2 separate regions of the Homo sapiens genome follow, and region 1 is linked to region 2. Evidence: chromatin contacts called from ENCODE Hi-C or POLR2A ChIA-PET data. All regions are on one chromosome and are shown on one strand. The core of a region is the stretch at or near the end of the contact, and the rest is flanking DNA. Distances in the headings are between cores, read along the strand shown.

Region 1 (3,754 bases), core at 252-2,751, 190 kb before region 2:
TTTTGGAAACACAGTCTCACTCTGTTGCCCAGGCTGGAGTGCAGTGGTGCAATCTCACTCTCGGCTCACTGCAACCTCAGCCTCCCGGGTTCAAGCGATTCTCGTGCCTCAGCCACCCTAGTAGCTGAGATTACAGGCACGTGCCACCAGGCCCAGCTAATTTTTGTATTTTTAGTGGAGACAGGGTTTCGCCATGTTGGCCAGGCTGGTCTCAAACTCCTGACCTCAAGTGATCCACCCGCCTCTGCCTCCCAAAGTGCTGGGATTACAGACGTGAGCCACCATACCAGGCCGAGAGTACACTTAACAAAAATGTATTGTGCTCAGATAATGGACACCTTAAATACCCTGACGTCATCACTACACATTATATACATGTAACAAAATTTCACATGTATCCCATAGATTTGTACAAATTTAAAAAATAATAAAAAATTAGCTGTGCATGATGGCACATGTCTGTAATCCCAGCTACTCAGGAGGCTGAGGCAGGAGAATCACTTGAACCTGGGAGGCGGAGGTTGCAGTGAGCCAGGATAGCCACTGCACTCCAGCCTGGATGACAGAGGGAGCCCTTGTCTCAAAAATAAAAAAATAAAAAATAAAATGACACTTTTTGGGGAAAAAAATACAAGCCAGACGCAGTGGCTCACACCTATAATCCTAGCACTTTGGGAGGCCGAGGCTGGCGGATCGCTTGAGCCCAGGAGTTCAAGACCACCTGGGCAACAAGGTGAAACCCTGTTTCCCCCGACCCCCCTCAAAAAAAAAACTACCCAGGCTTGGTGTCGCATGCGCCTGTAATCCCAGCTATTCAGGAGGCTGAGGTGGGAGGATAGCTTGAGCCCGGGGAGGCGGAGGTTTGCAGGGAGCTGAGATCTTGCCACTGTACTCCATCCTGGGCGACAGAGTGAGCAGAGTGAGTTCCAGTCTCAAAAAAAAAAAACCTCCTTTTGCTGGGGCATATTGGTGGAGACGGTGGCTAGGGGATAAGTATGCAGTTTTTCTCTAGGCGGGAAACTTAATTGAAGTTTATCAGGCGCGAGTCATTAACAAAATTTGCGCCCTCTAAGCTAACACGGCAATATGGGGCTTAGACACCATAGCTAATCCCCAGTCGCGAAAAACCCTCCCGATTTGCTTGGGATTGGAAAGAAAAAGAAAATACACATTCATACTTTCATACATGACATACACACACACACACACATTTATATATAAATACACACAGAAAGCACAGGAAACACAAGCAGAATTAACTGTCTTGTTCATACGGCCACTCAGTGAAATGTATACTGTATATTGTGTTTGAAATATATACTTCCCTTCAAGTGTTTCAAGTTCAAGGCTGAGAAAGAACTTGGTCTCTTGCTTAGACTTGAGGAGCCTCACTCGGAACTGGAAGGATGCACGCAATCTAGTTGCCCCACCGGCTTATTTATATTGATGCACACATCGCTTCCTGTCGGTGACGACCGCCTAGATCCGGGGAAGGGTTTTGCAGAAGTACCCAGAACTGTGTCCAAGGTTTCCTCAGATTTGGGCTGTTCCGCAGCGGCAGGTCCCGGGAACCAAGGCAACAGACATCTTCCTAGGCTCGCGAGAGCGCCCCCTTGTCCCACGGCTGCTGGGGCCCCCCAGTAGCCATGGCTCCGGTGTCCGGCTCACGCAGCCCGGATAGGGAGGCCTCGGGCTCGGGGGGAAGACGTCGCAGTTCGTCGAAGAGTCCGAAGCCCAGCAAATCTGCCCGCTCCCCGCGGGGCCGCCGCTCTCGCTCGCACTCTTGCTCTCGGTCCGGGGACCGGAATGGACTCACCCATCAGCTGGGTGGCCTCAGCCAAGGCTCCCGAAACCAGTCCTACCGCTCACGCTCGCGGTCGCGTTCTAGAGAGCGGCCCTCTGCGCCCCGGGGCATCCCCTTCGCTTCTGCCTCCTCGTCAGTCTATTACGGCAGCTACTCGCGCCCCTACGGGAGCGACAAGCCTTGGCCTAGCCTCCTCGACAAGGAGAGGGAGGAGAGCCTGCGGCAGAAGTGAGTGAGACGGCCGCACTTTCTCTTGTACGAGCCTACGTGCCTTTGGAGTCCGATCTATCATTCATTCCGCTTCTGACTATTCGCATTTCGCTCACTCTGCTTGCCTTGCGCCCATTTTCATCCCTTTCTTTAATCCACCCACGACAACCCTTTATTCGTCCTTTTCATTTTCCCTTACCCTCAGGCCCCTTCATATAGTGCCCTGGTCTCCCGCTACCCCCTTCCGCCTCCTGTCTTGTTAGCGAATATTGCCGAGAGTTCAGACCTACCAGAACTGTAGCATTTACCTGGTTGTGTCATTATCATTCGTGAATATATTTGTATTCCCCACTAGACTGAGCTCATGGAAAGGAGGAGCCAGTGAACGGAGGAGAATTCTGATCACAGAATTCTAAGTGCCTGGTACTTTATAGGCGCTCAACCATTGCTTGTTGAATGAAGGAACTTACAGGTCTGAGATAACAGGATATTTATGTAGAAACGTTTTGTGGGGAATTAGGAAGGAATGAAATCAAGGGTTTAAGTTGGAGAGGAAATAAACCTTCCCCTCAGACAAGACGATTAGATGCATGTAGGAAAAGTGATCTGATAAGCTATAGATGACCCCACTTTGAGGAAGGTCTTGTTAAGTGGTCTCAGTCTTGACCTCGAAAAATGACGCCAGGATGAGACTAGATCTCTAATCAAAGTGAGTATTGGAGTGGAAAAATGCATAGCTTGGGGATTGTTTTGTTTTGTTTTTGAGACAGGGTCTAGCTCTGTCGCCCAGGTTGGAGTGCAGTGGTGCAATCTTGGCTCACTGCAGCCTCCACCTTCTTGGGCTCAAGTGATCCTCCCACCTCAGCCTCCCTCATAGCTGGGACTATAGGTGCGCACCACCACACCCGGCTTATTTTCGTATTTTTTGGTAGAGACAGGGTTTCACCATGTTGCCCAGGCTGGTATCGAATTTCTGGGCTCAAGTGATCCTCCCACGTTGGCCTCCGGAAGTGCTGAGATTACAGGTATGACCCCACATGCCCTGCCGAGCCTGTCCTTTTCATCACTATACTTTATTACCTCCCACTGCCGGAAGAAAAAGACTCAAGACATCTCCCAACTGTTGGAACTTTAACCTACCTCTCAATGCCTGTAATATTTCTAAGTTTCTCATTTTTTTAAACATATAAGTGCACGTAAATAACTTAGTACAGTGCCTGACACATAATTTAACAATAAACAAGATATTAAGACTTACACAGCAATAATTATGAGCCTTTTCCTTTCTCCTTAAAACTATGCATTTTTTGGCTGGGCACAGAGGCTCATGCCTGTAATCCCAACACTTTAGGAGGCCAAGGCAGGAGGATCACTTGAATCCAGGAGTTCAAGACCAGCCTAGGCAATATAGGGATACCCTGTCTCTACAAAAAGTGTTTTAAAAATCAGCTGGGCGTGGTGGCATGTGCTTGTAATTTCAGGTACTGGGGATGCTGAAGTGGGAGGATCACTTGAGCTGGAGAGGTCAAGGCTGCCATGAGCCATGATCTCACCACTGCACTCCAGCTTGGGTGACAGAGGGAGATGCTGTCTCAAAAACAAACAAACAAAAAAAAACAAAGAGAAGAACAGGAAGAAAGAAAGGAAAAGGACAAACTCCAGAATCAGACTGAGTATGAAGCCTTTATTTGCCACTTAATAGCTGTGTGACCTTGGTCAAGTTACTTAACCTCTCTGGGC
Region 2 (4,103 bases), core at 1,077-3,576:
GCACTTTGGGAGGCTGAGGCAGGCGGATCACTAGGTCAGGAGTTCGAGACCAGCCCAGCCAACATAGTGAAACCCCGTCTCTACTAAAAATACCAAAAAAAAAAAAAAAAAAAAAAAATCAGCCGGGCGTGGTGGCGGGTGCCTGTAGCTATTTGGGAGGCTGAGGCAGGAGAATTGCTTGAACCCGGGAGGCAGAGGTTGCGATGAGTCAAGATTGCGCCACTGCACTCCAGTCTGGGTGACAGAGTGAGACTCCATTTCAAAAATAAATAAATAAATGCTACTGAGGAAAGCCCCATCTTGGAAAAAAAAAAGTGCCCGTGGGTGTGTCTCATTAGAGGCCACAAATCAAGGTAAATTACATGACTGACCGTGGAAATATCAGAAATGTAAATTTGGAAACTTTTGCCTTTTACCCCCAACCCAAGGCCCCTATATGACAACTCTTCTAGGATGAGGCTGGTGCCTGAGGCCAGACCATCAAAGAGCTCAGGACAGAGGTGAACTGTATGTTTCTCCTCAGATCCAAGTGGAAGTAGCTTCTTCTGTGCACAGCTCTGGCCATTTGTTCTGAGAAGGAGGCCCAGAGCCTGCCCCGGGGGGCACAACATCACGGCCATGGTTGGGTGACCTCTACCCTGCAAACATATGCAGTTTCTTCCTTTGTGGTTAGTAAGGGAGGTGGGGGAAAACACTGAAAGGACAGCCTTGTCATGTGAAAAGAACACATATTCCACTTTAATATACATAAGAAGTAACCTGTGATACATGAGAAAAAGTACCAGTAAGGCTGGGTCGTCTCAGGAGGAGGTTGTCAGAGGCTGACTCTACCCGCACCCCAAGACCCATTAATGGCCGAGCGAGGCCGGCAGAGTTAGGCGTTTTCTCTGCATTGGTGGTTTACAATCTTAACTCATTCTTCTAGCGAATGTTTCCTAATAAACCCAGCGCGTCGGCCTGCCCAGAAATGGCCCCTGGAAGCTTAACTTGCCCTCTCCCAAGCAGGACCACGCTCCCTGCTCCCAACTCCTTAGTCCTGTAGCTTTGGAACTCGGAGCCAGGCCAGCTTGGTCCTTCACTCTCTCTTGGTGAGGTGGTGCCCGAGTCCCCGGGTCCTCCAGGCCGGTGGTTACAGGAGACCTGAGACAAGTACCTGAGTCGGACCCCGACGTGTTCTGTTCCTTGCAGGCCCAAGCAGCGTCCAAGGCGCCTCTCCTTCGGTGGAACCCGGGACAACCCAGGACCTAGCCATCGCCACAGTGTCACAGCCCCTCCTAGCTCTCCAGTCTCTGTCCCTGTCAACGGTCCTGGAATGAGGGGAACAGATGGCGGAAAAGGCTATGCATTTGCGCCACCCGGCTGCCCGCGGTGTCCTTCGCCTTGGTCCGCGACGCTGCCACTCTCCTGCTTGTCTCCACAGCCGTCGCGCCCACTGCGCTCGCGGCCCTCCACGCAGTGGTGCCACTGCTGTTGTTGTTCAGGTTGGTGCACCCGCTGCCGCTCTCCATCTCCCATTCCTCGGCTCCCGACAGCTCCCGCAACCTCCAAGGCGCGTCGGGCCGCAGGTAGTGGCAGGCCCGGTGGCCGCTGTGGTCGCGGCGCGTAGCGTCAGCACCCAGGGCGCCCACCAGCACCTTGATGACCATGTCGTGGCCCTGAAGGGCCGCCAGGTGGAGGGGCGTGAGGCCGCCGCTGCCTGGGGCGCTCACGTCGAGCCTCAGCCCCCGGCGTAGGGCGAAATCGTGTACCAGAATGAGCTCCTCGTGGCGCCCGTGCTTGGCCAGCCAGTGCAGAACCGAGTAGCCGGTGATCGGGTCGCCCCGCAGCAGCAGCTCCGGCTCAGCCTCCAGCAGCTCCCGCAGCACCTCATAGCGGCCCTCGGCGGCTGCCAGAATCCACGCGTGCTCCCGCGGTTCCAGGCACAGCCTGCTGCTGCCCGGCCCACTCGGCCCGCCCAGCTCCTCGGCGCGCTCCTCCGACAGCCACCCCGCAGGAGCCGCCCGCTGCAGCCCCAGCAGTTCCCGCAGCGCTCCCCGCCGGCGCCCTGAGCCCGCTGCAGAGTGCATCAGCGTGCCTGGGAAGGGGTGCTCCCGGGAGGCGGCGGCTGCGGCTTTGCCCCAGTACCTGCCCAGGCTACCAGTGTCCGCTCTCGAGGGGCGGGGCTGCGGGGCGCACCGCAGGCTCTGCGAGGTCGGCGCGAGAGAGGCCGTGGGTGCCCGGTTCGCGGCCCCTCCGAGCTGGGCCATGGTCTTGAAGCTGCCGCCGCGGCCGTCCCAGTGTCCAGCGTTAGCTGCCCTTCCCGGGCCCCAACGGGAGAGGAACTGGCGCTGGCGTTGGGGAAGGAAGCTGCTTGAGCAATTGGGTTCGGAGGGAGGGAGCAAAGGAGAGGAGGAGGAGGAGGAGGAGGAGGAGGGAGGGAGCTAGGGGAGGGCCCCCGCGCAGGCCTTGGGGGGCGTGGAGGGGTGTGAGCTCCAGCCAAGTCCCCAGGGCAAGCCCAGCTCCACTTCCCTGGGTACCGCCGCCTCTGCAGCTCCCCCGGGTCGCGGGCGGTCCCACCCCAAACGGCCAGGTGAGCTCGGCAGCCCCGCCTCCAGCACCGAAGGGCGGGCGCGGGGACTGGCTGGGAGCTCGCCTGCGGCCCTGGAAGCCGCGGTTCTCAGCATCCCAGCCGGGGCTAGAGTGTAGAGGCGCGAGGGCGCCCCTTCCGCAGCGGGCCGAGCTCGGCTTCCAGCCACGGTCTCCCAAAGCGCGGTCCTGGAGCTCCGAGGCTCTGGCTCCCCGCCCCCTTCCTTCGCCCTTCCCTCTTATCTCTTCAGGAGTCTCCCTGCACTTTGTCCCGGAGTTGCCATTGTCCCGCGCCTAGCATTCACGCAGGCAGCTCGACTGCCCCATGTGACTGGCTCGTCTGCCTGCCTTGCCCTTTGTGTGGCCTTGACCCTCGCCGCAGCACCCGGGGCTGCCCAGGATTCCAGCAGAGAAGCCCAAGACCAGGGTCCAGGCTGACGCTCTTCCAGGGAACTCAGGAGGGATATTCCCCTTCTGCACCGCCCTCTCTGTCCTGCTCTCCACCCTCTTCCCTCCCGTCAATTTTCCCAGGTTGGCTTGGAGAAGCAGCTACAGGTGAATCTGAGCCGGCGCCGCAGGAGCGCCCTGTTCTCTTTAGAGATGCATCCCTGCTCTCTCCCCAGGGCCCCGCTTTCTACAAATTCAAAGCTTAGGGGCTTTTTAAAAAAGGATATTTTTTCTTTTTCACTCCTAATACCAGCGTACTCTTTGCTCTTCCCTTCCCTTAGTAAATAGTGGTTCTTGCCTCCACACCCCCAGCATCTTAAGGAGCTCAGTCAGTGAGCAACGGGGAGCCATAGAAGATTGTTGAGCCGGGGAGAGACACAGCCATGATGGAGGTTGTGTTAAAAAGGTGATTTGGGAGGTGCAGAGGCAGGAAGTCGGAAGACTGTTCCAGCAGTCTAGGCCAAGGGGGATGGAGGCTCAGGCCAAATCAGCCCACTCCCTCGGGGCCACCTGTGGCAGCAGTGATAGAAGGTATCGGAAGCTTTTCTTCCTTGGCCCTCACGTATTTGGAACAAGTCCTAAATATCTAGAGCTTTCCTTCAGAACAGTTTATGCATTTGTAATTTGGTTTTGAACATTTACTATGTGCCAGGCACTGTGCTTGTTGCGTTATATATGTTAACTCTTTTAATCCTCCCAGTGACCTCAAGTGCTGGGAATCATTACTGTCCCCAGTTTGCAGAGAGGTTAGGCTACTTGCTCAAGGTCACCCAGCAGGAAGTGGCAGAGCAGGTCTGTGCGACACCATAGCCTTTGTTCTGGTACACAGGAACTGGCATTCAAGCCTGGCTTATCAACTGCAAATCACATACAAGCCCCAAATTCCAGCCAAAAGGATAGACTTGTAACGTGAGCGTATCTATAACTTACACTCCTCTGCCTGGAAGAGCTTCTATGTAGTGAAGTTCTTTTCTTTCAAGGTTGCGCTTAGTTTCCACCTCTAGCAAGCCTCCTCTGATTATCCCAGCCCAAAGTGATCCCTCTCTTTCCCCAGCCCTGTGTTTCTGCTACTTCTTTGGCCCCAAGACTGC

The links. A loop is a pair of places that touch in the nucleus more often than their neighbours do. ChIA-PET counts read pairs that join two places held with the same protein, here RNA polymerase II (POLR2A). Pooled maps may share reads with other maps.
Region 1: a pooled map shows a loop between it and region 2 (9-fold over the local background). The contact joins the promoter of NKAP here to the promoter of SOWAHD in region 2. A Hi-C loop is called at or near these places in 1 of 37 single-sample maps with no recorded cell type and 8 of 50 pooled maps. POLR2A ChIA-PET finds 5 or more read pairs at or near these places in 4 of 52 experiments (BJ, OCI-LY7, WTC11 and 1 more).

The regions. Positions count from the first base shown.
Region 1 is chrX:119,941,498-119,945,251 of GRCh38, reverse strand. NKAP (NFKB activating protein) reads left to right here and starts at 1,501. Exons shown (of 9, transcript NM_024528.4): 1 at 1,501-2,032. The coding sequence starts at 1,647. RefSeq lists an enhancer at 1,264-1,764.
Region 2 is chrX:119,756,811-119,760,913 of GRCh38, reverse strand. It overlaps SOWAHD (sosondowah ankyrin repeat domain family member D), which reads right to left and starts at 2,326. Exons shown (of 1, transcript NM_001105576.3): 1 at 712-2,326. The coding sequence starts at 2,246. The coding sequence ends at 1,299. RefSeq lists enhancers at 316-385, 396-465 and silencers at 2,017-2,316, 2,427-2,576.